Regions from separate parts of the Homo sapiens genome. Here all the other regions are linked to region 1. The links are chromatin loops, found by intact Hi-C in ENCODE. Cell type or tissue: OCI-LY7. All regions are shown on one strand. Each heading gives the region's core, and the rest is flanking DNA. Links, peaks and the distances in the headings are about the cores only.

Evidence for each region. Hi-C counts contacts between places; a loop is a spot of excess contacts. Peaks named below come from ENCODE experiments on the same cell type or tissue, not always from the same donor. Only the 100,000 strongest peaks of a DNase experiment are listed, where the experiment ranks them.
Region 2: it touches region 1 in a loop (4-fold over the local background); 12 of 110 quality-filtered maps call a loop at or near these places.
Region 3: a loop joins it to region 1, with 7 times the contacts of the local background. A loop is called at or near these places in 27 of 110 quality-filtered maps.

The regions. Positions count from the first base shown.
Region 1 is chr2:137,832,663-137,843,131 of GRCh38, reverse strand. No RefSeq gene overlaps it. Among named protein-coding and RNA genes, the nearest start is that of HNMT, 130 kb to the left of the region's middle. In OCI-LY7, for the core only: CTCF peaks have their summits at 4,253 and 4,453 (motif pointing right); a DNase peak (open chromatin) is centred at 4,471.
Region 2 is chr2:136,870,223-136,880,691 of GRCh38, reverse strand. The region is part of intron 1 of THSD7B (thrombospondin type 1 domain containing 7B); the gene reads right to left. Among named protein-coding and RNA genes, the nearest start is that of THSD7B, 110 kb to the right of the region's middle. In OCI-LY7, for the core only: CTCF peaks have their summits at 6,036 and 6,236 (motif pointing left); a DNase peak (open chromatin) is centred at 6,211.
Region 3 is chr2:136,928,015-136,938,483 of GRCh38, reverse strand. All of the region lies in intron 2 of THSD7B (thrombospondin type 1 domain containing 7B), which reads right to left. Among named protein-coding and RNA genes, the nearest start is that of THSD7B, 170 kb to the right of the region's middle. In OCI-LY7, for the core only: CTCF peaks have their summits at 3,175 and 5,575 (motif pointing left); no DNase peak of the experiment used is centred there.

The sequences.
Region 1 (10,469 bases), core at 1,139-9,138:
TGATTAAGATTTATTTGTTTATTTATTTATATATATTTAACTTCTGTGTTCTTAAGTAACAGTGGAACTCAAAGGGGTTAGAGCTGTGAGGGAAACACCAATACAATTCTTTACTCCCTATGCAAACTTGGGGAAGTCATTTGGCTTCTTCAGGCCTCAGATTCATCCATCACTAATTCTACTCACTTAATAGTGTGGTTGGCTACTTTACATAAATAATGCACATATGTTTCTTAGTAGAGTGCTTGCCATATATTAGGTGCTAAATAAATGTTACCAACTAGTCTAATTTATCTATCAAATATTGGAAAGAACTAGCCATTACTTTGTAAAAACTAAATTCAGGACACCTGCAATTTAAAAAATATTTCAATGAGGTACAGAGGAACAAAATACAATGGGTTCTTGAGTGTGTCCTTTCCAGCCTTCCTCTGGCAGGGCTGACTCAAGTTATGCTGGAATGTGGCCTTAGCCACTGCTTAAGTGGACCAGGTTGACAGTCTTGTCACACTGAATCAGCATGCTGGACTTGGTATGCACATTGAGCTGAGGGTTGAACAATTCTCAAATATAAAACTCCATGGCTTTCTCTGAGGAGGTACTGGGTGTATTCACAACAGTGCCTCAAAGTACAGTTGCACATGCAGTCTGCAAAGGCCTCATTACCCAAGCTATGACCACCTCCCTACCAAATCAGTTTCAGCCTCAGCCATGTAAACTCAGGACAGAGGTTGGGTTTGTCGATCTGCTTTTAATATCCTCATGCCAAAGTCCCTGGTATGTAATGAACACTAAGCTCAAGCAAAACTGTGAGCTGTGATCTTGTTGCTGATACTAGGTTTTCCAGTCCTCATCTAGTCCTCCCAATCCTGAGGTTTGCAGCAATCAGGAGTAGAGCTGAGACCACAATAAAAACCTAGTGACCCTTCTCAATGCTGCCATCTAAGTGAGAGACCCAAGCAGAACTGGTCATGGCCAAATGTTTTCTGTTTGTTCCAGGAAGGTCTGGTAGACCTGGGAGACAGGGTTCTGTTTTCTGATTCTACTGAGGCAATTAAAAAGACCATCAGGGCCAAAGTAAAACTTTGCTTTTGGTGTCTTTTTAATATTTGTAATGTGCAAAATAGCATTTTACTGTTTAGTTTCTATATTCAAGGCATTAATGCATTATAACCATGAACATTACATAAAATCCTAAAATGAAATATTCATTCAAACATATTAGATGTATTAGTCCATTTTCACCCTGCTGATAAAGACATACCCAAGACTGAGCAATTTACAAAAGAAAGAGGTTTAATTGGACTTACAGGTCCACGTGGTTGGGAAAGCCTCACAACCATGGCAGAAGGCAAGGAGGAGCAAGTCACATCTTGTGTGGATGGTGGGACAGAAAATGAGAGAGCTTGTGCAGGGGAACACCTCTCTTAAAAACCATCACATCTCATCAGACTTATTCACTATCATGAGAACAGCATGGGAAAGACTTGCCCCCATGATTCAATTACCTCCCAGCAGGTCCCTCCCACAACACGTGGGAACTCAAGATGAGATTTGGGTGGGGACACAGCCAAACCATATCATTAGATGTCACAAATTCAAAAAATTTTACAATAGTTGTAAAAATTACCTTCTTTAATGAACATATTCATAAGTAAAGTTACTGAAAAAAGACTATAGGGAACACATAGATTTAGCCTACCTAAAAGCATAGATTAAAAAAATAATTTAAGTAAATTGTTTTGGGGTAGCTCATAAGCAATGAACTTTTAAACTCATTATTTCAGGACTTCCACCTGACAATAACCTTTAGTATAATAAGATTGTTTCAAAGACGTTTTTATTTTATTGCCAAATGTTTACTTATTTTTAGGGCAAAATAGGTCTTATGACTTGATGGCTTGTGTGTGTGTGTGTGTGTGTGTGTGTGTGTGTGGTAGCGGTACATATATATGTCTCCAACCACCATTAGGAAACAGGTCAAAATGACCATATTTCCACGTATATTCTTATACAGTATGGAAATACTCACCTAGGTAGGTACATGGGTATGCATGTTCAAGAAAATGAAGAATAGAAAGAATTAAGGAAAGATTATCTTCCTCCTTTTGTAATTTTTATTATTTTACTTTTTGTTTCAATCGCTTTTGGGGAACAGGTGGTTTTTGATTACATGGATAAATTCTTTAGTGGTGATTTAGTGGTGATCATGGGGTGCACCTGTCACCGAGCAGTGTACACCCCCTCCCACCCTCCCCCACAAGACCCCATAGTCCATTATATCATTCTTATGCCTTTGCATCCTCATAGCTTAGCTCCACTTATAAGTGAGAACATACAATTTCTATTCCTGAGGTACTTCACTTAGAATAACAGCCTCCAACCCCATCTAAGTTGCTGCAAATGTTGTTTCATTCCTTTTTATGGCTATGTCTTTCTCTTCAACATTCTCTACAAATGCACTTGCACCTAAAGGTATATGATTGGGCAAATTCTGTACCTATCATAGGCTGTAACTTGGTCTCTAATTTCACACATGAAATCTTTTTTCATTCACTTGGAGTTAATTCAGTGAGGATAGACACTGTCCTTCCCTTGTTCCCCAAGCATCAGCAAAGTGTTTAGTTAATCTCCCATTAAATATTGAATAGAAAAACCTTCATTTTCAGAAACTCTTCTTTATGAGGTCCTAATATATGCCATGTGCTCTGCTAAGTGCTCTTTGGAGACTCTTTTATTTAAGCCTTGCAACAATACTAGGAGGAAGGTATTTCACCCATTTTAATAATGAAGAAACTGAGCTTAGTAATATACTCAAGTTCTTAGATCTAGGAATAAATCTGGGATTTAAATTAAAATCTGTCTAAATCTATGTTCCTATCTACTGTTAAGTGTGGCTTCCAAAAAAGTGTGGGCAGAATCTAAGGGTGGGTGTGTCCTCATGCTTACAAGACTCTCTGCAGTCTGTGAAGATGGAGAGGCAGCGAGAAGGGAAAGAATGATCTCTGGGTGGAACTTGCCTCTCCCATCGCCACCATGGCCCAGCAAGAAACACTTCAGTCCAGATTTCCCTTCTCTTGAGTATTGAGTATGCAGAATAATGCCCCACCCACACCACGAAAGATGTCCAAGCCTCAATCCCTGGGACCTGTGAATATCTTATGTTCCATGGCAAAGGGGAATTAAGGTCACAGATGGAATTAGGGTTGTTAATCAGCTACCCTTAAAATAGGCAGATGGGACTTTATCCTGGATTACTGTAAGTGGTCTCAATATAACCAGCAAGGGTTTTTCAGTGGAGAAGAGAAAGACAAAAGAGAGCAAACCAGAAAGATAGCAATGTGAGTAGGACTGGAGCCATGTTGCTGGTTTTGAAGATAGAAGAAGGGGCCCTAAGCCAAAGAATGCAGACAACCTCCAGAGGCCGGAAGAGGTGAGGGAACAGACGCTCCCCTAGAGCCTCCAGAAGACACCAGCATGCCGACACCTTGGTTTTCGGCCCGTGAAACCTATTTTAAATTTCTGACCTCCAGAACAGTAAGATAATAAAAGTGCGTTGTTTTAAGCCACTAAATTTGTGGTAATTTGTTACAACAGCCACATTAGATGATTAATACTAGCACTGGTTGGTGTCTTGCAGCTTCAGAATGTATATTTTATAATGGGGCGGTGAGACCTCCTTCCGCTCAACTTGTACACAGAGGCACTCAGCACACATCCCTCAATGGGTGATCTCATTCCAGCACGTGCGCTGGGCAATCAGTACCAGAGGCAGTTCTGCCATGGCTTAGTGCATACGTCATCTTTGGTGGGACAAAAATTGTGTATGCAGATCTAAAAACATGATCAAAAGCAAGTCTATCCTAACATTTCTGTCAATTTACCAGGGGTATCCAATCTTTTGGCTTCCCTGGGTTACATTGGAAGAATTGTCTTGGGCCACACATAAAATATACTAACACTAACGATAGCTAATGAGCTTAAAAAATTGCAAAAATACTTACAATGTTTTAAGAAACTTTATGAATTTGGCCACATTGAGAGCTGTCCTAAGCCGCATATGGCCTGTGGGCCACAGGTTGGACAAGCTTTATTTAGATCATGCCGAAGGAGCACAGTTCCATGAGGAGGGAGGATGGGGAGCATGTGGTGTGTTTGCATACAATTTTAATTTCTGGATGTTTCAAGTCATATTCTGAGCACTGAAGGTAGGCCTAACTCACTTATCTGCTACACAAAATATGACCAAGTGGGGTACACATATGTAGGAGAGGTGTACAGGAGAAGCGGTGCGTGCATATATGGAAGCAAAGGAATGAAGTTGATGTAGATTTTTATAGAATCACAATGTTTAGAAGCAATATTTAAATATCAATTAATTACCAATACCCCCCCCAAAAAAAGAATGAAGACACCAGAAAAGGTATTATTTGTAATTAACTATGTAGCCACTAGATGGCAGTACAGTGTAAGCAAAAGGAAAATCTATTCCCTCAGCCCAAGCTTCTCTGGCTGCTGTTAAAGGATGTTTTACCGCTGTTTCAGGAGAAAAGGAGGAAATTCAGTCATGTTAAGGCAGTCAACTTAGAGGGCCAGGACTGTTCTAGATGGACTCCCGGGCTAGAAAGAGCATGGACTCTATGTGTCTCAGCTCCTCTAATTCCTATCTATGAGATCCTGGCAAGTTGCTTAACATCACAAGGCCTCAGTGTTCACATTTATATAATGGGTGTGAATGTTATTTTTCTTACAAGGGAAAGAAAAATGAAGTAAAACGGAGTAATATTATTAAAATACTTAAGATTTAATAAGCAGTCGATTATTAATAGCTCTGTGTCTCCTTTGGGTAGGGAAAAATAATACAATTTAGATTTTAGGTCCTAAACTAATCTCCAGGTATGGTTGTGAGGAAATTATGGGTCTTGAAAAGTAAAGAGAGAAGATTTATTCTTTACTCTGCTTCAATGTGGCTAAAGCTTCCCTGCAAAGTGTCACAATAACCTTCTCTTCATGTTCTCAAATGCAGTTGCTCCCCTCCCCATCTCTCCTTGACACGTGAAGTTCCTCTCCTATGAGGAGCATTGCCAAGTTTCGAGAGGTCTGCAATGTTGGACTAACAGTCATGGCCTTCGCACAGGCAGGAGGTCACAGCAGGGACTCCAGTGCTCACCACTTCCCTCTTCCTACATCTGCCTTTAGTTTATGAATGCATGAGAATTTCATAGTGAGTTAATGGAAGCCCTCCCAAAATATGTCCACATAGAACCCGTGAATGTGACCTAATTTAGAAAAGAAAACAAAAGGTATTTGAAGACGTAATGAAGTTAAGAATCCTGAGATGAGCTCATCCTGTATTATCCAGGTGAGTTCTAAATCCAATGGCCAGTGTCCTTAGAAAGGCACAGGGAGATGTGTGACAGAGAGGATTCGGCCATATGAAGACAGGGGCAGAGATTGCAGTGGCGTGATCACAAACCCAGGAACACCCGAGCCGCCAGAAGCCTGAAGAGGCAGGGAAGGATTCCCCTCTAGAGCTTCTGGGAGGTGCGTGGTTCTGCCAACACCCTAATTTCAGAATCCTGTATGCCACAACTCTAAGTAAATATTATAAATTCTTATCATGCTAAGCTACCAAATTTGTGGCCTTTTGAAATGGTAACTCTAGGAAACTAGTACAGGTTTATATCAAGAAAATTCCTGTCCCCATGTATTTTTCCAGTGTGCTAGAAATTCCATGATTAGCAAATTTATTCCTTTGGTTTAAATTGCAGATTCTTTTAAAATAAAATACATGAGATCCTGGGAAAGGTGTCCTATTTTAGAGAATGAATGTTCACACCACAGCCTCTGTGAATGGATGGCTCATATCTACAGAAAAGCACTGGATACTAGGAAGGAAACAATTCTAAAGGGTTGTAGGGTTGTAGGGCACTGGCTCTAGCAGACCAGCTTGCCTTGCTGCAAGACAACTTGTCTGGCGTTTGACCCAGAGGTTCCTCATTACTTCAATGGTCTTCAATGAAAGAAGCCAAAGTTTGGAGAAACCCCAAAGAGTATTGCCTTTAGACCCATCTAAGACCCCACACTGGACTAATTTCTGGAGGCCCCTTGCCATCGAGGATGTGCCCATGGGGCCAGTGGAACATGTCCCCAGAATTAGCATCTTCCCCTCCCAGCCAGTGATACAGGTGGTGCCCAGATCCCAGAATTATTCACCCACATGGCCTCCCAGCCCTTCCCCAAGTCCCCTACAGGCTTTTTCTCTAGACCTGCCCTCTCTGGGGTGGCTAGCATTATACTGTGCACACTCCTAGGCTGGGGGTGGTGAATGTGTGAGGCCCTTCGCAGGAGAGAATGGAGCCGACAGGTGGCTTGCTGGGCTCCAGGACCCTTCTCTTCTGGCACCTCCAGGTTCTGGCTGAGGAATTTGATCATTCTGAACTGAAATGTAGCCTCTCTGGTCTTTTTTGTATATTTGTCAAGGTAGGAGGATTAAACATATTTAATTAAATGATTAGTTAACTTGGCTTATAAATTAAAATATTTAGACAAGTGGAATGTGGGCCTTACATTTGCATCCTTTCCTTGGGACCAGCCAAACATGAGGTGGCCCTGCCTCTGAGATAGGCAACGCTGTAGGAGCACTCTGCAAGTTGGAGTAGTGTGTGAACGGCAGTCCATAAAAGGCAGGACATAAAAGCAGAATCTCAGTGCTGGAGGTGCCCACAAGGAAAAAAAAAAAAAAAACCCACAAAAGGAATTGGTAGTAAAACCCAAGCATCACACCAACACCAAGCACGGAAATGACTACATCACAGACAGCAGACACCAGGTCCCCCATCTCCTGGCTATTCGACTTTAGAAAAGAAGCTTAAAGTCTTGAACTGAAATTCTTAAAATATAAAATCAGGATGATTAAATATATGTCAAAGAGTTATTATGGGAATTCAGAAAGCAGTAAATCAAAGTCATTACTTTAAAACAAGGACACATACTTCAGATACTAAATGCAGCGTAAATTGTAACTATCCTTGTTACAGCTATTGACAATGTATCACATGGAATTGCTGGGACTGGGGAGAGTGAGTCTTGGGATGAGAAGCAACATTGAGATGGACACCTCCCTCAAAAGCATCAGATGTCTCAGTAAGAGAGGCAAGCTCTGATCTCCCAAATTGAGTTTTGTATGGACATATACCTACTTATGGGTGGAAATATAATAATGAAGCACAACTAGTTGGGAACAGCTGTTTTAAACATTCTAAGAAAAGATTGCTTGTCTGGTCTGCCCACTTAAGGGCTCCAGAGTTGTAAATGTGAGTCTTACATGTGATTTTTAGTTTGGGTTGGCTCAGACCAGACATCTCTCTAACATGGTACATGGAGAGTTATTATTATTAATTTTTCATAATAGAGTACTTCGAGAAAACAAATGAACCATTTCAAAATGAAAATTATATGCAGATTATTAAAACAGCAATGTGAGAATGACTGCATAATAAACTAAAAGGTCTAAATGGCACACTCTGTGTTAAATTTCGTTCTGTCTTTACTAATATCTTGGCTAATTGGGAATGGTCTTGTTTTGCTTTAACTCAGAATGTCTTATTTCTTCCTCTGAACAGAACTTGTTAGTTTCCTTATGAGACAGATAACTCTCTGGGCCCTTCCCAGGTGGCTGGGAAGATTGCTTCCTGGTATCACGATCTTCATTGTAATTACAGAGAATTTTCCCTCTCTATAGCTATAGCCCCTGAGAGTTTAGACGTTAATTAATAAAGTCCTTACCAGGTATTTCTAAGAAGGGGCTCTTTTTCGCCTGCAGCCTGCGAGCACCCAGCCTGCTGGTTATGAGTTACGAATGGACCCGGAAAGGCACGTGGCTCTGCTTTCCTGGGTCAGTCCCCTTGTCTTGCCTTGGCCTCATGTACTTGCTCTGTGTTCTGCCCAGTCAACTTTGTGTTCTTCTCAAAGCTGTGGCAGTGAGTAGATTTTTATGATCCATAGCTTTTTCCCCCTTGGTCATTCAAAGAACTTTCCAACTAGGTCATAGCTAAATATTGATTCTCCATTAAGCAGAAACATAAATACCATTTTATTTCCTGTGTAACACCATTAAACATCCTCCTTGGCTACAGAGGTCCAAGTTTTATGATTTTTACTATTTCTCACCCAGTGATCTCTTAGCTGGTGAAGCACCCAGGACACTGCCTGGTGAGAAAAAGAGGAGAGAATCTCTGGCAATATATTACAAGGCAAGAATACTATAACTTAATGGTGATTGAGAAATTCAAGTCTATTTTTTTCAGGCAACATCCAGTAACATCTTTCTTGGTATCAAGCTTGCTATCAAGCTTGCTATCAAGTTTATCAATAGCTTGAATAAAAATACTGATGAATGTAGAAAACTGAAAAAGGTAGGTAATATACTGAAAGTCAGAGTTGGGAGACAAAACATCTTTACATTGGAATGATGAGCAGAAGCCAACACTGTTAAATGTAGCATAGATGAAAGTAGATTCTGCTCCAAACGTGGAAACCTGCCGTCCAGGTGCAGCATGGGAAGATGTGTGCTAACACTGGACTTATTTCAGGGGTCACTCTCCACAGCAACTTCAGAGGCTGGCATGGCCTCAAGGCACTGCACACTCCAGCCTTTACCTTCCTGTCCAGCCTCACATCTAGTGACATTTTCTGCCAACCTGCTCCTTTCACACAGGTAATGGGGAGGAACATTTTAGCTCAGTATAAGGAAGAATTTTCTAATAGAGTTGCCCGAAAATAGAATGAACTTTCCTCAGAAACAGAAGCAGCCAATCCCCACCAGCAATTGAGGAGTTCTAGCCAAGGCTTAATAACCTTTTGTAAGGTAATTGGAAAGAAGATTGAAACAGTGTAACTAAGAAAATGGGCTTTGGGAAAAAAAGACTTAAGTTCAAAGACTTTCTCTAAATAGATACATTATTTTGAGCTGAGTGGTGGTTTCTGAAGCTGGATAGCCTGGTTTTCAATCTAGTCTGCACTTACTAGCTGTGTGACCTTGGCATGGCATTGAATGTCTCCTGGCCTCAATGATCTCATCTACAAAATGTGGACAAAAATACTGTCTGTCTTGTAAGTACTATTATCAGCATTGTGTGAGGATCAAACAAGTCAACAAACATAAAACTCAGAACATTACCTTACATATAGTAAGCACCTAATTAATGGTAACAATTTTGTTTATTTGTTTTTGAGATAAGAGTCTAGCTCTGTGACCCAGGCTGGAGTGGTGCAATCTCAGCTCACTGCAACCTCTGCCTCCTGGGTTGAAGTGATTCTCCTGCCTCAGCCTCCTGAGTAGCTGAAATTGCAGGCATATGCCACCATGCCCAGCTAATTTTTGTATTTTTAGTAGAGATGAAGCTTCACCATGTTGGCCAGGCTGGTCTCAAACTCCTGACCTGAGGTGATCCACCCACCTAAGCCTCCCAAAGTATCGGGATTACAGGCGTGAGCCACCATGCCCAGTCAAATGTTAACAATTATTATTAAACTATCTCAACATATGTTTCCTCTACAGTAAAGATAATATGTACCTTATGGATTTCCTTTAAAAAAATAAAATATGTATTGTATTTAATATGGCGCTTGACATACTAAACAAGTATGTTTATTAATTTGATGAAATGTTTTGAGCTACATAATATCTAAAATATTAGACACTATAAGAATAAACCTGAGATTCTGTGATCCAATGACTGAGCAACAGCAGGTTACCAAGAAATTTTCCCAGCATGCTCCTTTGAGGCAGATACCTATAGCTTGTGTATTGAAACAAAATGTTCCTTTTAATTTAACAAATTAATGATTTGAAAGAGAGAAGGATAGAGAGGAAGGAAGTGTAATAGAAGTAAGGGAGGAGGCAGGGAGGAATAGTGAGCGAGAGAGAGAGAGAGAGAGAGAGAGAGAGAAAATGAAAACTTGAAGCTTGTATATTTCTTTCCCACTATTCCATGAAACTACACATGGACAATTAGGTAAAAAAAGAGAGATAAAAAAGAAAACTGTAATGGCATCATCATCTTTCTGATATGCAACTTATTTGTTAATCTTCATTATCATTGTATTTGATTGGGTTTTGAAAATATGCATTTTTCAGGTTGAAGAACAGAAGTTGACTCAAAATTTCTATGTAATTTTTCAGCTATATTCTAAAAACTATGAATTCCTCTCAGCCTAATCACCTACACTGAAGTGTCAGTCTCCAGACACAAATGAATTACTTTTTGTGTGAAAAATATTTTTAGTTAATATTTCTTGACATTGTGGATTCAAATATATTTCTGCTGTTATGCATCATTTAACTTCTGTCTTCTATTTTGGGATTAAAATGTTGGAACAGAGACTCTTATTCTCAAGTTTCCTAACTCTTATGAATTAAAATTGAGCTCTTCCTCCAATTGCTTTTATTTTAGTTTCTAATAGAG
Region 2 (10,469 bases), core at 1,484-9,483, 960 kb after region 1:
GGTTAACAACTGGATGTGCTACATAAGAGGAAGATGATGAAAAAGGACAGAAAGACTGCAAACTTAGATGCCTGAACTGATGGGATCCCTTTACCAAAAACAGGAAACAGGAAGAGGGGCACATTTGAGAACATGCTTTACTTTAGAATAGAATAGATTAAGTCTGATGAGGCTACCAGATATCCATGTACAGTTTTCCAAAAGATAATAAGAAAACTGTAGTGGAGTGAAGGAGATCTAAAATAACTTACCGCAATATATGTATTATGAAAAATAAAAAGATATAGGTACTGGAGAGTAAAAAGATTGAACAGTAAAAAGGGGATCTGAAGGGTAGAAGTTATTGCCCCTAAATATATACCCACACAATTACTACAGGTGGGTGGCAAATCTGACTATGAGCTTCCTAGTGGCCAAGGAAAAGAAATAGCTTGTTATAATTTCTGTTCTTTTACATTTGCTGAGGAGTGCGTTACTTCCAACTATGTGGTCAATGTTGGAATAAGTGTGGTGTGGTGCTGAGAAGAATGTATATTCTGTTGATTTGAGGTGGAGAGTTCTGTAGATGTCTATTAGGTCTGCTTGGTGCAGAGCTGAGTTCAAGTCCTGGATATCCTTGTTAACTTTCTGTCTCGTTGATCTGTCTAATGTTGACAGTGGGGTGTTATAGTTTCCCATTATTATTGTGTAGGAGTCTAAGTCTCTTTGTAGGTTTCTAAGGGCTTGCTTTATGAATCTGGGTGCTCCTATATTGGGTGCATATAAATTTAGAATAGTTAGCTCTTCTTGTTGAATTGATCCCTTTACCATTATGTAATGGCCTTCTTTGTCTCTTTTGATCTTTGTTGGTTTAAAGTCTATTTTATCAGAGACTAGGATTGCAACCCCTGACTTTTTTTGTTTCCATTTGCTTGGTAGATCTTCCTTCATCCCTTTATTTTGAGCCTATGTGTGTCTCTGCACATGAAATGGGTTTCCTGAATACAGCACACTGATGGGTCTCCATTCAAAATTGCTTCAAAGAGAATAAAATACCTAGGAATCCAACTTACAAGGGATGTGAAGGACCTCTTCAAGGAGAACTACAAACCACTGCTCAACGAAATAAAAGAGGATACAAACAAATGGAAGAACATTCCATGCTCATGGGTAGGAAGAATCAATATCGTGAAAATGGCCATACTGCCCAAGGCAATTTACAGATTCAATGCCATCCCCATCAAGCTACCAATGACTTTCTTCACAGACTTGGAAAAAACTACTTTAACGTTCATGTGGAACCAAAAAAGAGCACACATTGCCAAGTCAATCCTAAGCCAAAAAAACAAAGCTGGAGGCATCACGCTACCTGACTTCAAACTATACTATAAGGCTACAGTAACCAAAACAGCATGGTACTGGTACCAAAACAGAGAAATAGACCAATGGAACAGAACAGAGCCCTCAGAAATAATGCCACACATCTACAACTATTTGATCTTTGACAAACCTGACAAAAACAAGAAATGGGGAAAGGATTCCCTATTTAATAAATGGTGCTGGGAAAACTGGCTAGCCATATGTAGAAAGCTGAAACTGGATCCCTTCCTTACACCTTATACAAAAATCAATTCAAGATGGATTAAAGATTTAAATGTTAGACCTAAAACCATAAAAACCCTAGAAGAAAACCCAGGCAATACCATTCAGGACATAGGCATGGGCAAGGACTTCATGTCTAAAACACCAAAAGTAATGGCAACAAAAGCCAAAATTGACAAATGGGATCTAATTAAACTAAAGAGCTGCTGCACCGCAAAAGAAACTACCACCAGAGCAAACAGGCAACCTACAGAATGGGAGAAAATTTTTGCAATCTACTCATCTGACAAAGGGCTAATATCCAGAATCTACAAAGAACTCAAACAAATTTACAAGAAAAAAACAAACAACCCCATTAACAAGTGGGCGAAGTCTATGAACAGACACTTCTCAAAAGAAGACATTTATGCAGCCAAGAGACATGAAAAAATGCTCATCATCACTGGCCATCAGAGAAATGCAAATCAAAACCACAATGAGATACCATCTCACACCAGTTAGAATGGCGATCATTAAAAAGTCAGGAAACAACAGGTGCTGGAGAGGATGTGGAGAAATAGGAACACTTTTACACTGTTGGTGGGACTGTAAACTAGTTCAACCATTGTGGAAGTCAGTGTGGCAATTCCTCAAGGATCTAGAACTAGAAATACCATTTGACCCAGCCATCCCATTACTGGATATATACCCAAAGGATTATAAGTCATGCTGCTATAAAGACACACGCACACGTATGTTTATTGTGGCACTATTTACAATAGCAAAGACTTGGAACCAACCCAAATGTCCATCAATGATAGCCTGGATTAAGAAAATGTGGCACATATACACCATGGAATACTATGCAGCCATAAAAAATAAGTTCATGTCCTTTGTAGGGACATGGATGAAGCTGGAAACCATCATTCTCAGCAAACTATTGCAAGGACAAAAAACCAAACACCGCATGTTCTCATTCATAGGTGGGAATTGAACAATGAGAATACTTGGACACAGGAAGGAGAACATCACACACTGGGACCTGTTGTGGGGTGGGGGAAAGTGGGAGGGATAGCATTAGGAGATATACCTAATGTAAATGACGAGTTAATGGGTGCAGCACACCATCATGGCACATGTATACATATGTAACAAACCTGCACATTGTGCACATGTACCCTAAAACTTAAAGTATAATTAAAAAAACAAGAAAAGAAATGGCTATTGCAGTCTATGATCCTCATGTGTATAGGATTAAATTATACCACCCTGCCCACAGTTTTTGCCTTCTTTTTTTTCCCCCCAGGAAAAGACATTGCCCTGCTCCCAAGCACTGTTGGGATTTATATCAGGAGTCCTTATAAATACAGGTGGTATGCTGGGCCATGTGCTGAACACATTACTTCATCAAATAAAACAGCAAGTTGTCTGTAGTGGAGTCTCGTGGCATTCCTAGAACACTCCAAGGGTACGGTAGCAAAGTACAAATCAGTAAAAATTATTCTACAAGGAGTCAAGCAATGAAGTTCCAGTACACAGCTCTCTGACAGCCTGCCTCAATCCAGGGATGAGAAGTAAAAAGCAACCAAAACTTTTCTTCAAATTTCTACACTGCATACCAATATTGAGAAGAACAAAAGTGGAGTGCTCCAGCTGAAAGATGGTAAAGCTCCGTTGCTTGAATGGTTTTTTTCTCCAAGAGTGGCCTGTTAGATGATTTCATGAAACTTTTGCGGCGTTACTAGACACAATTCTAAAACTTCTGGCCTAGAGAACTGAATTGGCCACATTTCCTTAGAGCAAACATCCAAGAATATGACTTGTCACAACTGCGCTTTTGCTAAAAATTAGGCAAAATGGCTACTAAATTATAGTTTATTCTAAGGCAATTACTAGCTTACATGGTATTTTTGTGTGAAGCTGAAAAAGGTAGTCCCCCTCCTCAAGTAAAAATATTTTTAAGTTAGTATACTATTACAAAACCTGAATTGTTCTGACCAAGAGTCCTTTTCTGGAACCCTAGTGGACAGCAGCCCAGGCTCTATGCACATACGGGCGCACTGGAACCCACCTGCACATGTGAAGATTCACAGACGCACACATCACCATCAGGGAGCATACTCTGCACGCTCCCTTCCTCTGCCTCTCCAGAAGAGGAGACAGTGCCACAGTCAGAACTGCAGCTACAGCAGAGCTGGAGAAGAGCCTCAGAGACCCCAGAGCGTGTTAGGAGACAGACTGCAGCCACAAACACATGTGTTTACCCATCAGTGCCTGCTCTGCTTAGTGTACAAGTTTCAGCTGTGGGTTCATACAGGCAGGAGCTCCCCATTCCAGCTAGAAGCCCTGGAATCTCAGCTTCTGCCCTGATGCTCCCAGGTAAGCTGGCATCTGTCTGTGATATGAATTGTGGCCCAATAGATGAGACATTTTTATGCACATACACACACATACACTAGATTATAGATATTTCACACTTATAATGTAAGTTCACATGCTTTAAGAAGCAACACAACAAAGAATGGACTGGAAATTATATCATGATATTTAAAGACTGCCTAAGTCTTTTGTCTCAATAGACATTCACTCCACTTCTACGGAATGGTGGACTGAAGCCAGGCTATTATATTCTCCAGACACATACACACCACACCACACAAATGGGTGGTTAATTCTGCATAATACAGATTTGATACAAAGATTTTAGTCTGGACATTTTTCAGAAGACATCATTGCCAATTATATATGCCATTGAGGCAGTTGAAATAAACCTAAATATTGCCCTCATAAAACAATATAGCTTCCTGGTGAATCCTACAAAGCAAATTAGTTTAAAAATATACCCCTGGGAAAGCAAATGAGTGGTCTTCTATATATAATGATAGATCAAAGTCAATGCCATGTCAGAGAGCTTTTGATAAAGATGATGACTGTGTTTGGCAGCGGTTGTTCCTAAGCTATTATTTCCAAAGTTAATAAAGTAATAGCTAGCAGGACCAGTTCTACACAGAGGCTACTTTTTTTCATGAAACAAAATCACCAGGGTATACAAGATGACTTTGTCCATTCTCACGGCCATTCAGCATATCTGAAAATATATTCAGATCACTACCATGAAAACTAAAGAGAAGGAGGGCCAAAAGCATATCTTCTCTACTCCAAATGGCTGTAGGTGGGAAGCTAAAAAGAGATTGAAAGGATTATGAGTTCAAATGAGATAGCACATGAGCCAGAATGACTGGCCAAGGAGTCATATGGAAAGATGTTGAATTTTGCATCTATCTTTGAATTTTAATTCCAAAGAAAGCCACATTAACATTGTCTTAGCACAGTTTGCTATAAGCCTTGGTTTTCTCTTAGGCTTCCTCAGCAGTCTAGAACACTGTATTAACTCTGCAAAGTGACCTAACTCCTTTAAGGTGCCTTCTATGATTACCCAAGCCAGGACCCAACAGCAGAAGATCCGGATAGAGTGGCTTGGAGAAACTACGGGGCTCCTGTGGTCCCCATAATCTGGCTATCACTAACAAGGCCTAGTGCCAATAAGAAACCAAAAACTGATCTTGACCAAAACAATCTGGAATACAGATCTTACACAATGATTAAAAGAATCTCAATTTTGGACTTTTACTCCTAAAAAATATGTGCTGCATGCTTTCTACTGAGCTGACGGAAAGTGCAGAATGGATTTCTTTCTTTCTTTATTTATTTTTTGACAGTCTCGCTCTGTCACTCAGGCTGGAGTGCAGTGGCACGATCTCGGCTCACTGTAGCCTCCTCCTCCCAGGTTCAAGCAATTCTCGTGTCTCAGCCTCCCGAGCAGCTGGGTCTACAGGTGCCCACCACCATGTCTGGCTAATTTTTGTATTTTTAGTAGAGACAGGGTTTCACCATTTTGGCCAGCCTGGTCTCAAACTCCTGGCCTCAGGTGATCAGCCTGCCATGGCCTCCCAATGTGCTGGGATCACAGACGTGAGCCACTGTGCCCAGCCCAGAATGGAGTTTGAACACAGGTGTGTCCTACTCCACTGAACCACGTTGCCTCTCTTCCCGAAATGCCTGGAATTCCCATTAAATTATTCCTTGGAAAGTATTGGGAGTCATTTTTGTATCTGTAACTTGGGAAGCTACACAAGAGTTCACCATAAACAAAATGAGAGGACAAGAAACAATTAGAGATTCCACTCCTCTGTTTGTAAAACACAAATGAAAAAAAAAATGCTATGACTATGATTACAAAAATACATTATGTGGGAGACATGTGCTACCCACGATGGCTTGAATAATTTATATCATGAAGGTCGTTGAGTTTCCAAATCTTCTTCTTTACTATATATCTTAGCATCCAAAATGTATTTGCAAGGTTAGCTCTAAACTGATGAATATTAAGAGAAATAAAAAACACAGTTTCTCCTTTTAGCCTCAGTTTTCTAATCAATGAAAGGCCATTGAGACTATAAAAAAAAGTGCCTCACACTTCATACGCATTTCATTTTCCCTTAAATGTATTCTTATCGTTGAAGCCCTTAAATATTTAAAAGGTGCAACATTTAAAAAATAAAATAAAGTAAAAATAGTTTCAATTTGCTTTCAGCCTAAAGAAACAGCAATGAGTGGGAGAAAAGGAAACTGTGATTATGCACATCTCCATAGCGCCATCTCATGGTAACTGTGCAGAGAAGATGGCTCAATAAAGATGGCCGATCAACGGGGCTATTGTCTGACTGCAATATTCTGCATCCCACTTTACCTTCCATAATGGCTTTACCATACGTTGCTGTATACAAGACAATGACCTAAACACTTCATTTAATGCTCACCACAGCCCTGCAAAGTAGTTATTCATATTATGCCCCACTTTAGAGATAAGAAAACTGAGGCATGGTCCATCAAGCAACAACCTGAAGTCCCAAAGATAGTCGGTTGTTTCCAAGTGACCTCAATGATCTCCCACTGAAGCAAGAGAGACTAGTGTTGTAAGTCAATATCAACACAAGCATTTTTTCATGTCTCTGATAATGTAGATCCTTTATAGCCTGATGTAGGTTCTCTTAGCATCTGTACAAGCCAATTTATATCAAATAATTTCACTTAATCGTCACAATGAGCAATTATTCCTATTTTTAGATGCAAAAGAGATTGATCCCTAAGGGTGTTAAATCAATATTCCAAGGCCATCTCAGCAAACAAGTGTCAAGCTGGGTCACAAAACAGTCCTGACGCCACAACCCATTCTGTTTACATCATGCCTTGTGAACCCTGGCAGTGCACGACCTTGGAGCCTGAGGTTCCTCATCCACAAAATGAGGAGGACAGTCATTGATAACCCTTAGGAATGAAGGATGCTACAGAAGCATGTATATAAAGTGTATAGATGAGTGCCTGACAGTGTACACTGACAGCTCACTAAAGGGTTGTCATTATTACTATTGTCATTGTTTTCTCAAAAGTCAGAACTCCACTCCAGCAATATTTAAGGAACAGTTTGAATGCAATCCTGCCCTGCAGCAAAATAGTGGAAGATGATTTTTCAACTTTCCAATCTTGTGACTTTGTGCCATATTTCTGAAGAGCTAAAAAGCACTCTGTACCAAGAACTCCATTAAAGATTCACACTGACCCTGCGAAGGAAAAAACAGGTATTATCATCTCTATTTTATGAGAGAACAACCTCCGGCCTTGCAATGACATGATGTTTAGTAACTTGTTCAGGCCTTTGAACCACCAGCCTCTTCCTCTCTGCACCTCACTCTGCAGACCTCAGCATGACACTCTGCAGGTAACTGAAGAATCCTAAACGGTGTGAAATGTAAGAATGTGGCATGGGAATGCATACCATAAAAGTATACAATCACATGTGTCTTTGGTTTGCTATATTATAATTGCAATAGCTTGGTGTCATGTAATGAAGTCACAGAAAATTTCGCAAAAAGTCCTCACAAATATGTTTCCTACCTCTTAACAAACTTTTGCCACTGGACATAACAGATAAAAAGAGGGATTGAAATAGGTTTTCTGAAACCTTCAAAAACATAATTTGGTATCCGGGTATCTGTGACAAACATTGCTATATTCTCCCTTTCTTCTTTTTTTTTTTTTTTTTTTTTTTTAGATGGAGTCTTGCTCTGTCACCCAGGCTGGAGTGCAGTGGCGCGATCTCGGCTCACTGCAAACTATCTCCCAGGTTGAAGCAATTTAGCAGTTATGCAACCCTATGGTAAATAGCTTTAAAATTCCCCCTACTTTATAAATCCAAGTAGCTGGGATTACAGGTGCCTGCCACCATGCCTGGCTTTTTTTTTTTTTTTTTTTTTTTTGTATTTTCAGTAAAGACAGAGTTTCATCATCTTGGCCAGGTAGATCTTGAACCCCTGACCTCATGATCCACCTGCCTTGGCCTCCCAATCTCCTTTTCTTCTAAAACTACTATTCTTTAAAGTGTCCACTTGTCAAGGAATGAAGGGAGAGAGAAGAGAGAGGAGAGAGAGAAAAGAAAGAAAGAAAAGAAAGAGAAAGAAGAAAGAAAAAGGAAGAAAGAAAGAAAGAAAAAGAAAGAGAAAGAAGAAAAGAAAAGGAAAAGAAAAGAAAAAGAGAAAAGAAAAGAAAAAATAAAAGATCACGTTCTCAGATTTTTATGTAGCTAGGGCTGCCATGTGACTCAGTTCTGGCCAAAGATTAGGAGGCAGAAGTATCAAGGGTATGGAGAGTTCCCTTATCCAATAAAAATATAAAGTCCCCCCCACCCCCCCGAAAAAAGTATGGTCTTTCGCCATTTATCTCTTTCCCATAGATCACAGAGGCAACACCTGGAGTCGCCAGAGCCTGCTTGAAGCCATGGGGATATGTGCCACCTACTAAGGAAGACAGAATGGAGAACAGAGGAAACCTGAGGCTCAGACACCATCACAGAGCTGCAGCCACTGTCTGAATTGTCAACTTCTGGACTTCCTGTTTTGTGAGCAAATAAACCACTTTGTTTTTAAGCCATGTTTTTGTGTGCCTTCTGCTACATGAGCTGTAAGTCCCACAGTATCTATGTCACTAAATACAGTAGGTCTATTTATAAACATCTATGTATGTTGATGTATGTTGTATGAGTGTGCCTCTAACATCCTGCTGAACGTGAACATAGGAGAAACCAATATGGGGAATAAAACAAACTCACCTTCATAGAAACAGGATTAATACATGAGAAGTAGAGTAATTGCATCTGTTGTCATTTTTCATGTGTCATTTCAGTGAAGAAAGGGGTGCTTCATTTATGATGGCAATTGCATAGAAGGAAGTTCTGTAAGTGGATTTGTTCTCACTGAGGGCTCTGACACAGCTTATACCAAGAAAAGTAGTAATTACTCTGATAAGCTGCCTCAGCTTCCCCAATGAGAATGAATCTGTTCATACAGAGTCCAAAGTAAGAACTTACTTATGCGGCTTCTTTCTACACAGTTGCCAGGCCCTACCTGATTCTGAAGGTATCATGGATACATTCTTATAATTTCAGAACTGCCTTGTCATCATTTCATGGAAAATCACCTTCTCTGATTACCTCATGGGATCATCTCTTTATCACCCCCTAACATTTCTGGTTGTTGCCCAAATGTTCCCTTACTCCCTCTTTCTTCATCACTTTCTTCCCTTGGGACAGAGACATCAAACTCTCCTCAATTTGTCTTATTTCTCTCAGGCTATTTATTTTCAGCCTCCATTTCTGGTATGTCTTTCTCATTTTAACCTCTAGATGGGTGTGGCTCTGACTCTGTCCTCAGACTCCTCTTCTCTAGCTTTGCTCACTCTCCAGGTGATCTGACTTAGTCCCATGGTGGAATAATAAACTCCACAATTCATTATTTCTACTTCTCTGTATCTATTCCCCTATCTTCAACCTGACTTCGCCCCTGAACTCACACCTTACCACTGAACATCTGCATTTGGATGGGCACACACATGTAACATACAAAATAAATGGAGCTTGATTACCCTACAGAGCCCACAGACCGGATCTCCCCGACAGTGTCACACTTCACCAGACCAGAAGCCCAGGAGTCATCCTGAAATCCTTCTTTGTCGCATCGAAAAATCAATCCATCTGCAAATCTAGTTGACAGCACCTACCTTTGCAATCTATCCAGTATCAAGCCACTCCCCTCCTAATGCAAGACACCAATTCTCCCCAGAGCTGCTAACAGCCTCCTGCCTGGCTTTTCTGCTTCCACCCTTGCTTTCCTTCTATGCATTCCTCACAGAAAATCCAGAGTAATCTTTAGGAAGGAAAAAATATACTTTCCTCTACAAAATCCTCTAGTGGCTTTCAATCACAGGATAAAATCTAAGACTCTGCTAGTTGAACTTTACCTCTTCTCCTTCCTCCTTTCTCACCAGTCTCCATTCACTCCTGTGCCCCAGACACACTGGCCTCTTTCTTGTTCCTCAAGCATGCACCTTCTTAACGTCCTTGCACTGCCATTCCTTCCTATTCACGTGACCTGCTTCCTCACTTCATTGTGCAGCAAAGGCCTTCCCAGACCCCCGTCTCTTCAGCACAACTGAGATGACTCTGTCCCTAGATGTTTAGTTTGTTGTTTGTTGGTAACACTTACAACAGCTCAATAACTGATAATTTAGTGTACTTAAAATTGGCATATTGGTTTATGTTCCTGTCCTCTAGTATTATCTAAGTACTTTATCTTGTTCAGTGTTATATGTCCAGTTCCTAGTATATTGCCTGGGAAACAGATATTCAACAAAGATTTGCTCAATGGATCCATGGACTATTGAGTCAACTTTTAAATAATTTTTTCGAGGAAGTTTTCTTAATCTTGGACCATAACTTCAGTGAAGAAGCTTTAGCATATGATGGGAGAAATATGGATAGAAAAATCCAACTACTGAAAAATTAGGCTATTTTAAAA
Region 3 (10,469 bases), core at 1,697-9,696, 910 kb after region 1:
TGGGGAGAAATGGGAAACAGAAATGACTCACTGTTAAGATTTTAGTGTTTTCAAAGCACAAAAAAAAATATGCTTGATCACTCTTCCCCACTGCAAGATAAACTTAAACTAAATTTAATTGTTTATTTTCAGCTCCTCAGTCTCTGGGTTCTACCTCTTTCCATTCCTTTTCCCCTACTGCCTTAGCATTCTCAGCTGTTCAGTGACCAAGGCTCATTTTCTGTCCTTTCAAACTTGACTCCCCTTAAAATCTCACAATCTGCTGTTTAGAAAGGATGGGCACTTTGCTCCCTCTGAGCACTGTTTTCTCCAGGTGTGAGCTACAAACCACTGCATAAGTACCCATCTTGGTGTGGGTAAAGATGCAAATTCCAAAGCACAGCCCAAGTCAAGTGAGTTGGACTTCTCACCCACTTCCTGCACCTCACACTCTTTGCTGGACTTCTTTCACCTCTTAAAGTATACGTATTTTTCCTTTATCCTAAGTGAACCTGTACAAAAATAGGATTGAATCAGAGGGTGTCTCAATACAAGCCCTACTCATGTGGTATGAACCTACCTAAGGCTATATGCTTGATAATGACAAGTATTTTATTTACTCAATGACAAAATCAAGCAACTGCTCTACTCAACTATTTCTTCAACAGTTCCACTCAAAATCTCTTCAACTGCAAAGGAAGATGTAGCTTTTTCTGAACACAAAGTACCCACGCTACATCTAAGAAGCAGGTCTCTTCCATTACAAGAAAGTGAAGATGACTTCCAGCCAAATTCAGGCAATTGTATGAAGCAGATAAGTGAATAGAAATGACAGTTAATATTAATGCTTGGTGATAAAATCAACAAGTAATATTTTATTAAATAGTAACTCTATACAAGGCACCATTAAATACTCTGCAAGGATATGTGTGGGTCAAGCATCCTGAAATTAATCTGAAGAATAATATCAATGCGTGAACAATTAATAACATTTCTGTTTAAAACAGCAGAAGGCTTGACTCGGGGCAGCATAAAGTACGCCTGCCAACTCGGACAATCCAAGTTCAGAGAAGACACATCAGTTCACCTCGAGATGTCAGCAAATGTTTTACATAAAAGATGGGGTTTGATAGAAGATTGATGAGGACTGTCTAGGTAGAACAGCGGGTGGCGGGGGAGCAGAGTTAGCAAGTAAGAGGTGAGGGAAGGAGGTGATGTGGCAAAAACACAGAGATGACCAAGCAGAAACCAAAGTACCAGAGAACTTGAGTACACCAGAGTGGCTAGAATAGGAATTCCAATCTGAGTAAATGCAAGAGTAAGGCTCACAATTGAAGGAGGATATCGAAAGTCGATTTGTGGGCTGCCTGTGGCTGGGGGTGCAGGAGAATGGGGAGACTGTTAATAAATATGAGGTTTCTTGTTACGGTGCTGAAAATTCTCAGTTCGGAATATGGTTGCACAACTTAGTCAATTTTACAAAAACCATTGTGCTGAACATTTTAAATGAGTAAAATTTTTTATCATTATATCTTTTTTATTTTTACATTAAGTCATTAAAAAGGGGAAGAGACATGACTGGGTTTGGTGAGATTTGTTTTAGGAATGTGTGTCTATTGGCATTTAGGAAGATGTAGTTGAGGGAAAGGAGAAATGTTATCATTTCTTTTTTTAAAAAAAATTATTTCCATAGGTTTTTAAGGAACAGGTGGTATTTGGTTACATGAGTAAGCTCTTTAGTGGTGATTCGTGAGATTTTGGTGCATCCATCATCCATGCAGTATACACTGTACCCTACTTGTAGTCTTTATCCCTCACCCTCTTCCCACCCTTTCTCCTGAGTCCCCAAAGTCAATTGTTTCATTTTTATTCCTTTGCATCCTCATAGCTTAGTTCCCACTTATGAGTGAGAACATACAATGTTTGGTTTCCCATTCCTGAGTTACTTTTCTTAGAATAATAGTCTCCAATCCCATCCAGGTTGTGGCAAATGCCATTAATTCATTCCTTTTTATGGCTGAGTAGTATTCCATCATATACACATACCACAGTTTCTTTATCCACTCATTGATTGATGGACTTTTGGGTTGGTTCCACATTTTTGCAATTGTGAATTGTGCTGCTATAAACATGCGTGTGCAATTATCTTTTCCGTATAATGACTTCTTTTCTTCTGGGTGGGTACCCAGTAGCGGGATTGCTGGATCAAATGGTAGTTCTACTTTTAGTTCTTTAAGGAATCTCCACACCGTTTTCCATAGTGGTTGTGCTAGTTTACATTCCCACCAGCAATGTAGAAATGTTCGCTTTTCACCACATCCACGCCAACATCTATCATTTTTTGATTTTTTCTTTATGGCCACTTTTGTGGGAGTAAGGTGGTATTGCACTGTGATTTTGATTTGCATTAAATGGGTAAATTTTATCATATATGAATTTTATATCAATAAAGCTGTTAAACAGGAGAGAGGGCCTCGACTATATATATATTTCTAGAAATATATATTTCTAAATTTAAAATATATAGATAATATATTTAGAATATTCTCTAGAATATATAATTATATAATTATAATTATATAAGATTATATATTACATATTATAACTATATTATATGTAATTATATAATAGAATATATAATTATTATAGAATGTAATAAATAGCTTGGCATATGCCCAAGCATACCTGGCCATAATTGTCCCAACTGTCCCCCCTTCACAGAGCACACTCTTTTCTTCTCTTTCTCCAGGTTCTTACCAATCCCCAGAGTATGACAGACTTCGTCAGCAGTCCTCATGGCTTTGGGAACAGTAAATTATACCAGTCACATATAACATCTTCATACTGGAGAAATGACACTGGGTTCACAATCTGAATCTCAATATACTAATGTCTTTTAATCCATGGATTTTTTTCATCAAGTTAAAAATATCTGCCCCTAAACTCACCCATTGTGTTGATACATCAATGGCTTAAAGTAGCTAGTGATTGGTGAATCTCAGAACATATTCAAATCTTCCATCCAGTTTTATTCCCTACATCATGGAGAATAAAAATGACAAAATAATAACTACTCTGTTATTGGCAAGCGCTAAACACTTTCTATAGAGTCTCCTCTTTGAATCCTCACCACAATACCATGATGAAGGTTTAATGACCCCATCATGCAGATTAAAAAACTGAGGCTCAGAAAAGTGTAGTAATTTTCACCACCACTGGGAGGTAGTGAAATCAGTGTTCAAAAGGGTCTCACTCAAAAGCCAATAACAAAGGCTCAAAAGAGAGAAAAAGTGTTCTGCATAAATACAAATATGAAATGAAATTTGAACACAGAAAAAAAGGTAGTTTTATATCTGAATCATTTCTTAGAAGTGTTTGAATGCTGTTAAGTCTGAATATGAACCTCTAATTGCCTTTGAATCCATGATCCTATTCTCATAATCAAACTCCTCATAAATACCACAGTTTTACCTTGGAAGAATGTATCTTTTATATTCACCTTAATTTTGAAAGTTTCTTAAATTCTCCACATATAATGCATTATAAATTACTATTAATCTGTCTATTTGCTAAAATTCTTAAATGATTTATGAGATAAAAATCTTAATACAAATGATTTAGCACTTTTGTAAAATAAACTGGTAGAAATTTTAAGATAGGTCAAAATAATTAAAGTTTTAAATGCACTCAAAAGAAAAGGTAAATTGTATGCTAAAATTCTAAAATGACTTAAGTATGCCTAATCTATTGTTGCTCCACTACACTTACTTTCTAAAGTTGACAATGGCCAATAATTTCTTCTTTTTGTAATAAATTTTCCCTAGTGCATATATGATTTTTGTCTATCTTCATAATAAATTTTCCCTAGTGCATATATGATAGTTGTCTATCTTCATCTACAGAAGATACTGAGCTTCCTAACCTCTTGCTAAACAAAACAAATATAACTTCTGCAGGTCTACAGATTCATTTGCCAATAATTTGTTTATGCAATGATAATGCAGTGAAGTTATCCATGTTTAAGTGTAAAACAATGAAAGACATAAATTTTTATTTTTACTGGAAATGAGAGTGTTCCACTGTTCTGAACAATCCATTAACTACTATACCTAAACAAAGTCTTTATATTGTTATGTTTCTCATTTCATGACTTTTTATAGCTAACATGTTTTCAGCCAAAAATAATGTGATTAGAAAAGAGTTCAATAAAAATATGTGGCAATGCAATAAGTATAGAAGTTAATGAATTTCTCTATGACTAGAAAACAATTATTGATTACCTATTTTTGGAAAGCTTTAAATCAATTTTCATGTCATTTACTATAAAAAGTTTCTGGAAAAAAACTCAAGAGGAGTTAGATAAAAGGTTTTGAAACTAATAAGATATTGATTTTTCTAACTTTGTATGCTAATTTGTGGATTTAATAGCCCCTAATTTAATTAGACTAATGCCTTTTTGTGTCAATGAGGCTTGTAGAGAAAGGCTGCCTGGCAAACTGTCTGAATTTCTGAATTGGTATATCTCCAAAGAGAGAGAAAACACTTCTAGCTTGGGAACCTCAGTTAATAGCGCAACCTAAATAGCTATGAATTTGGAAGATCTGTGTGGTTTTACACTTATTTCTTAGTAATCTGCCACTCTGGGTCAGTAGAATACATTAGGAACTGAATAAAATTTTCAGTTAGGTTCAATATCAATTAGATTAATACAATTAAGCATTAGAATATGAAAAGAGAATATAGTAGACTTAACATCTGTGATAATACTGAAGGATGGGGGGACAGGGAACAGAGAGAAAGGGACAGAGAAGAAGAGATTGATTATTAAAAAGATAGCGATGCAATTAAAATCTATCAATAATAAAAAAAAGCCAGTTGGAGTCTCTTCACAAACTAAGAATTTTCTTTTGTTGTTTTTTTGTTTTTGAGACAGAGTCTCCCTCTGTCACCCAGGTTGGAGTGCAGTGGTGTGATTTCGGCTCACTGCAACCTCTGCCTCCTGGGTTCAAGCCATTCTCCTGCCTAAGGCTCCTGAGTAACTGGGACTACAGGCGCCAGCTACCATGCCCAGCTAATTATTGTATTCTTTTTTAGTAGAGGCAGGGTTTCACCATGTTGGCCAGATTGCTCTTGAACTCCTGACCTCAGGTGATCTGCCCACCTGGGCCTCCCAAAGCGCTAGGATTACAGGTGTGAGCCACCACGCCCGGCTAAACTAAGAATTTTCTGACAACCACTAGATAGTAATCATAATAGATCTGAAGTTATCTTTTATTTTCCAAGTCCAAACAACTTGAAAATGTATTACAGAAAAACGAAACAGTCAATGTTGAACAGGAAGGAAGGAAGGAAGGAAGGAAGGAAGGAAGGAAGGAAGGAAGGAAGGAAGGAAGGAATGGCGGGCAAAATATATAATCTACAAATGCAGAAGTCACTCCTGGAATCAAGTCTGATATTAAGACATTCCTCCAGTAACAGAAGCTGGACTTCCAAAACCGCCTTTCTTTTAACCACTGTGAAAGCCACCCATGCTTTATCTGCACCAAGTCGACCCTACTGCCTCTGGTGCCTTCCAAGCTTTTCTGGAACATTACCTCCTCCTGGTGGCCTGAAAGGGAAGCTATTGAGCCCCTTTCATCCTTCCTTACCACCTGATTTCTCCCCCAACTCTACAAATTCACACTGAACAGCTGACCTTGAACAACACAGGTTTAACTGCACAGGTCCGCTTATATGTGGATTTTCTTCTGTGTCTGCCACCCCTGAGACAGCAAGGCCAGCCCCTCCTCTTCCTCCTCCTCAGCCTACTTAACATGAAGAGGATGAGGATGAAGACCTTTAAGATGATCCACTTCCACTTAATGTATAATAAATATATTTTCTCTTCCTTGTGATTTTCTCAATAATGTTTTCTTTTCTCTAGCTTACTTAATTGTAAGAATATGGTATATAAAATATAATATACAAAATAGGTTAATCAACTGTTTATGTTATCAGTAGAGCTTCCTGTCAACCATAGCCTATTAGTTAAGTTTCAAAACAGTCAAAAGTTATAAGCAGATTTTTGACTTCGCAGGGGCCAGTGCCCCAAACCCCCACAGTGTTCAAGGGTGAACTGTATTTTCACTGTTTCCATATCTTCCTGCCATGACTCAAATAATTTCAACTCAGGGATTAATTTGCAGATTAATTTGCACATCTATCCTTTTTTCATTCTATCTCTTTCAATTTTTAGTAAAATTTCCTTAGGAAAATAATTTTCTTCTTCTTATCTTTCCTCTTTCCATCTCACTCTTTGATTTCTACAATGAGCTAAAAATTGACTGTTGAGTTTAGGTTTGAATTTCAGGTAAATTATCAATAATTAGTGTGTTACTTTGAGAAACAAGACTTTGGAAAATTATACCAAAGAGGCTTAAAGAAAGATATAATAATATCAAGAAAAAGGAAAGCCACCAATGTACTTGAAATAAGTATCAGAACCAGTCCTATCTATGTTAAATATAATTTTTTAAATGTTAGGTCCAGTAAATCTGCATTAAAGGTAATTGAAATAATATCAGAACTATTACTTTCTACATTAAATGATTTGCAAAATGCCTAAAATGTTATTTGAAATATCTAAAATTGTTTTCTCCATCTATTAAAACCTCTGAACTAAATGTGCCAATATACTATAAGTGTTATATATTAAAAGCTAGTCCTGGTTTACTTTTACTGCCTCTTGGTTTGCACAATACAGTCTACTTTTTTCATTGTTAATGTAGAATGTATCATGGACTGTTATATGGATTATATGGATCTTTATTGGCTAGTGTTTGACTAAACACTTTTCGTGACATCTATTAGGAGGTAAAGCTCTGCATATTTTATACAACAGAGAATCACAGGGACATGGGGAGCAAAAAGTCAACTTCCCACAGCACCAAGCAGACCAATAGCGGCTGTGTTTGCTGAGAATACACCCTCCCAGCATGAGGGAAAGATCAGGAAAACACAATATAACTAGCATTAGCCCAAACATGGAGCATGAACCTCCACCATCACCTTGACAAGAGGCAGTCTCATGAAGAGAAAAGAGCACTGGTTTGGAACCAAACAAACTTAAACTTTGATTCTTAATCCACCTTGTAAGTAGCAATTTAACCTTGACCAGATTACTATATTCCCTGAGCAATAATTTCCTCAATTGTAAAATTCGGCTAGTGAGGTTTGCATTCTAGGGCTGTACTAACACATGCATGTATGTGTGCATGTATATATAGCTGCACATACACACATGTATATACATATTTCCCTTCGACCTACTTGTCATTGATCTGACCTTTACAACCTTCTACTTTGGGGCTACATTTGGGGCCACTTTGGGGCTTCAATCTCTTCATTCAGTCCCATGAGGCTGTTAAAAATTGTGGCAAACATATCCAGTCTTAAATATTTATGGCCTCGTGACTAGAAGAAAAATGGCTTTTTCTAACCAGAACAATCAGGAAAAAAAGTTCTGGGAAAGCACTATTATTGGCCCAGACTGAGATAAATAGTCATTGTTAGACAATGACTGCTCTGGGGAATGTAGTACTATATTGAACCAGCCTGAGACAGGACTAAAGGGGCAGACGTCTCTTAGGCCTGTGTTATATCGATTATAAATATATAATCAATAATATAATAATTGATTATTTCCTATTTGTCTTAAGCTGAGACCTGTGCCCCTTTAGTCCTGGCTCAGGCCGATTCTTTAAAATATCTGTGGTATTTTTTCTCTCTGAGCAGACACAAAGACTGGCTTACACAAAGACCATGTCAGCATCTTGGACTCTTTACTCTTTAGAGCTGATATACTTTAACATCTCTCTAAAGTCACAAATCATTATTCATTCTTCAGCTACATCCATCAGCCTGGATGCTGGCAGTCATTTTCTAGCTGGGTACCACTTTCAGATTCATCTTCCCAGCACTATACTTTCACATTACTTCTAGATTCAAGAACCAATCATGGTTTTGTATGGCCTGTCATAGAGATCAAACCTCTGCCATTTAGTCTTAAAGCTTCTTCAGTGGCTGGCCCTCCCTTATCCAGCCAACTTTATCTGCTACTATTCCTTCGCATGAACCATTCTTCTGGGATACTTAACAGTCTCTGATCATGCCACAGTTATTCTCCTCTAGGCCTCTGATTGTGCTAATTTTATTGCCTAAAATGCTCTACTCTCTCTGTTCCAAATCCCAATAATTCATTATAGCCTAATGCTCCAATTCTGTCCTATTTTTATATGCAACTCATACTGATCTCTCCCTTCCTTGAATTCTTACAGCATTCATGTGGAATCATTTATATAGTAATTGATTATTTCCTATTTGTTCTGCCATTTCTCCATTTTGGTTATAAGAACTTGCAGAGCAGAGATGTGCTTTTGTGTCTTCCTCACAGTGCAGGTCATAAAACACACATAACCACAAACTTGATTTTCATGCCCTTTGCAGGCCAACAACCACCTTCTTCCATACCCTAAAGAGTTAATCTTAGAATTAAAAACAAACAGGATTTCTCTGTGATTAAGCTCATCTGTCTTATTTCTCTGTAGCTGTCATGAAAATGTTATGTTTCTAATTCAACGTTTATGTCCAGTTCTGCTACTGCATAAAGGTCATCTTCATCTAGTCATGCGACACAGGAGTCAGAAACTGGAAATTCACACATGTTTACAACAGCTTCATTGCAAGCAACTACCCCACAGGGAACACCTGGTGCTCTGAGTCACAAATAGGCCAGCAGTCTGCAGTTGTGGACACCAGCACCTACCTCCTAAAACACCTGAAAACCTTACTCCTAAATCTTAAGTAGCTAGTTTAGCCTTACATCAAGCTGATAAGACAAAATACCACTTCCTCCTGCCTTAATTGAGCTGACATCAGTGGTTGTTATTTTGAGGAGTGATGAAAATTTCCTGAGTGGCTTCTAAAAGATGTTATTGCATTTTTGTTTTAACTTATGAATGCACAGAACCTAAAACCTACTAAGATGACATACAAAGACCTGACATTTTGAAGTAAATACATAAGACCAATGACTATATAGAAAAACAAGATGTACGTACTTTAATACTATTGATTGATTTATGTAGAAAGCTGCAGAAGTGGGAAGTCATAGCAAGTGGGGACAGGAAGGAAACAATCTCTGATTTAGAGTGATAAGTGTCTCAAAACTAAATTAAATAAACTAAAGCAACCATCTGTTTTACAAACTGAAATGATTAATTTTTAGTAAATCTTCTGATGGTGCACTATTTTTGGCAGAGTATTAATCTACAAGAAACAGAGCAAACGGGCAATCCCACACATTTCATAAAGGATAACTACATTTTCCAGTTATCCATCTGGGTCCTTTTCATTTCAGTAGTTTAATTAAAACTCAATGGTATTATCAATCTGTTACGTTTTTCATGTTGATGGCTATTACATTTACAGTACAGCAGGAGTACAAATTAAAGTGAGAAGATGATAAATCTCATCTTCAAATTTCATTTCTGTTTCTCTAGTAACTAATACTCTGGTAATATTTTTTAGCTCACTCATGTTTATAGAACTATTTTCATGATTTTTATGATTAAAATAAAGGGAAAAAAGGGAAGTGATTTTTCAATAGCTTTTATTCCTTTTTGCATATATTATGTTTTGTGACTCTTCTATCAACCCACTCTGCAGATATATTTCAGATGAGCTCCTAAAACTCTGTAATTATAATTTTCTTCTGTTAAATATTTGTTGTATTTTTTCTGTATAAATCTTTTAATGTTAGACTTCCTCAAATTAAAATAAGATGCATATCATTCAATTATGAATTATGGGTATTTAAATTTATATGTAAAATACAGTTATTTTTTGTATGAATCATTAACCAAAAGCAATTATTGCCTTTTATACCAAGAATTCACCTTCCAACCTAGGTCATTAGATATGCATCCTTTCAGGTATACCAGGATACAGTCACATCATCTTATTAACATAAAATTGTACATTGGATTACAATAATGTCAAACACAGGATGCAGTGGGTTAGGCTAAAAACAAACGCTATACAAATGCTTTCAAAATGCAGATGGTTCCCAACTTAGAATGGTTTGACTTACAATTTTTCAACTTTATGATGGTGCAAAAGCCATATGTGCTTAGTAGAAACCACACTTCAAGTAACCATACAACCATTCTGTTTTTCATTTTTAGTACAGCGTTCAGTGAATTATATGAGATATTCAACACTTTATTATAAGATACACTTTGTGTTAGATGATTTTGCCCAAAAGTAGGCTAATGTAAATGTTCTAAACATGTGCAAGGCTAGGCTAAGCTATGATGTTTGGTAGGTTAGGTGTGTTATAAGCATTTTCTACTTATGATATTTTCAAGATGGGCTTATCAGGATGTAACTCCATTGTAAGTCAAGGAGCATCTGTATTAAAAACTTCACAACTGTAAGCTAAGTTGTAAAAA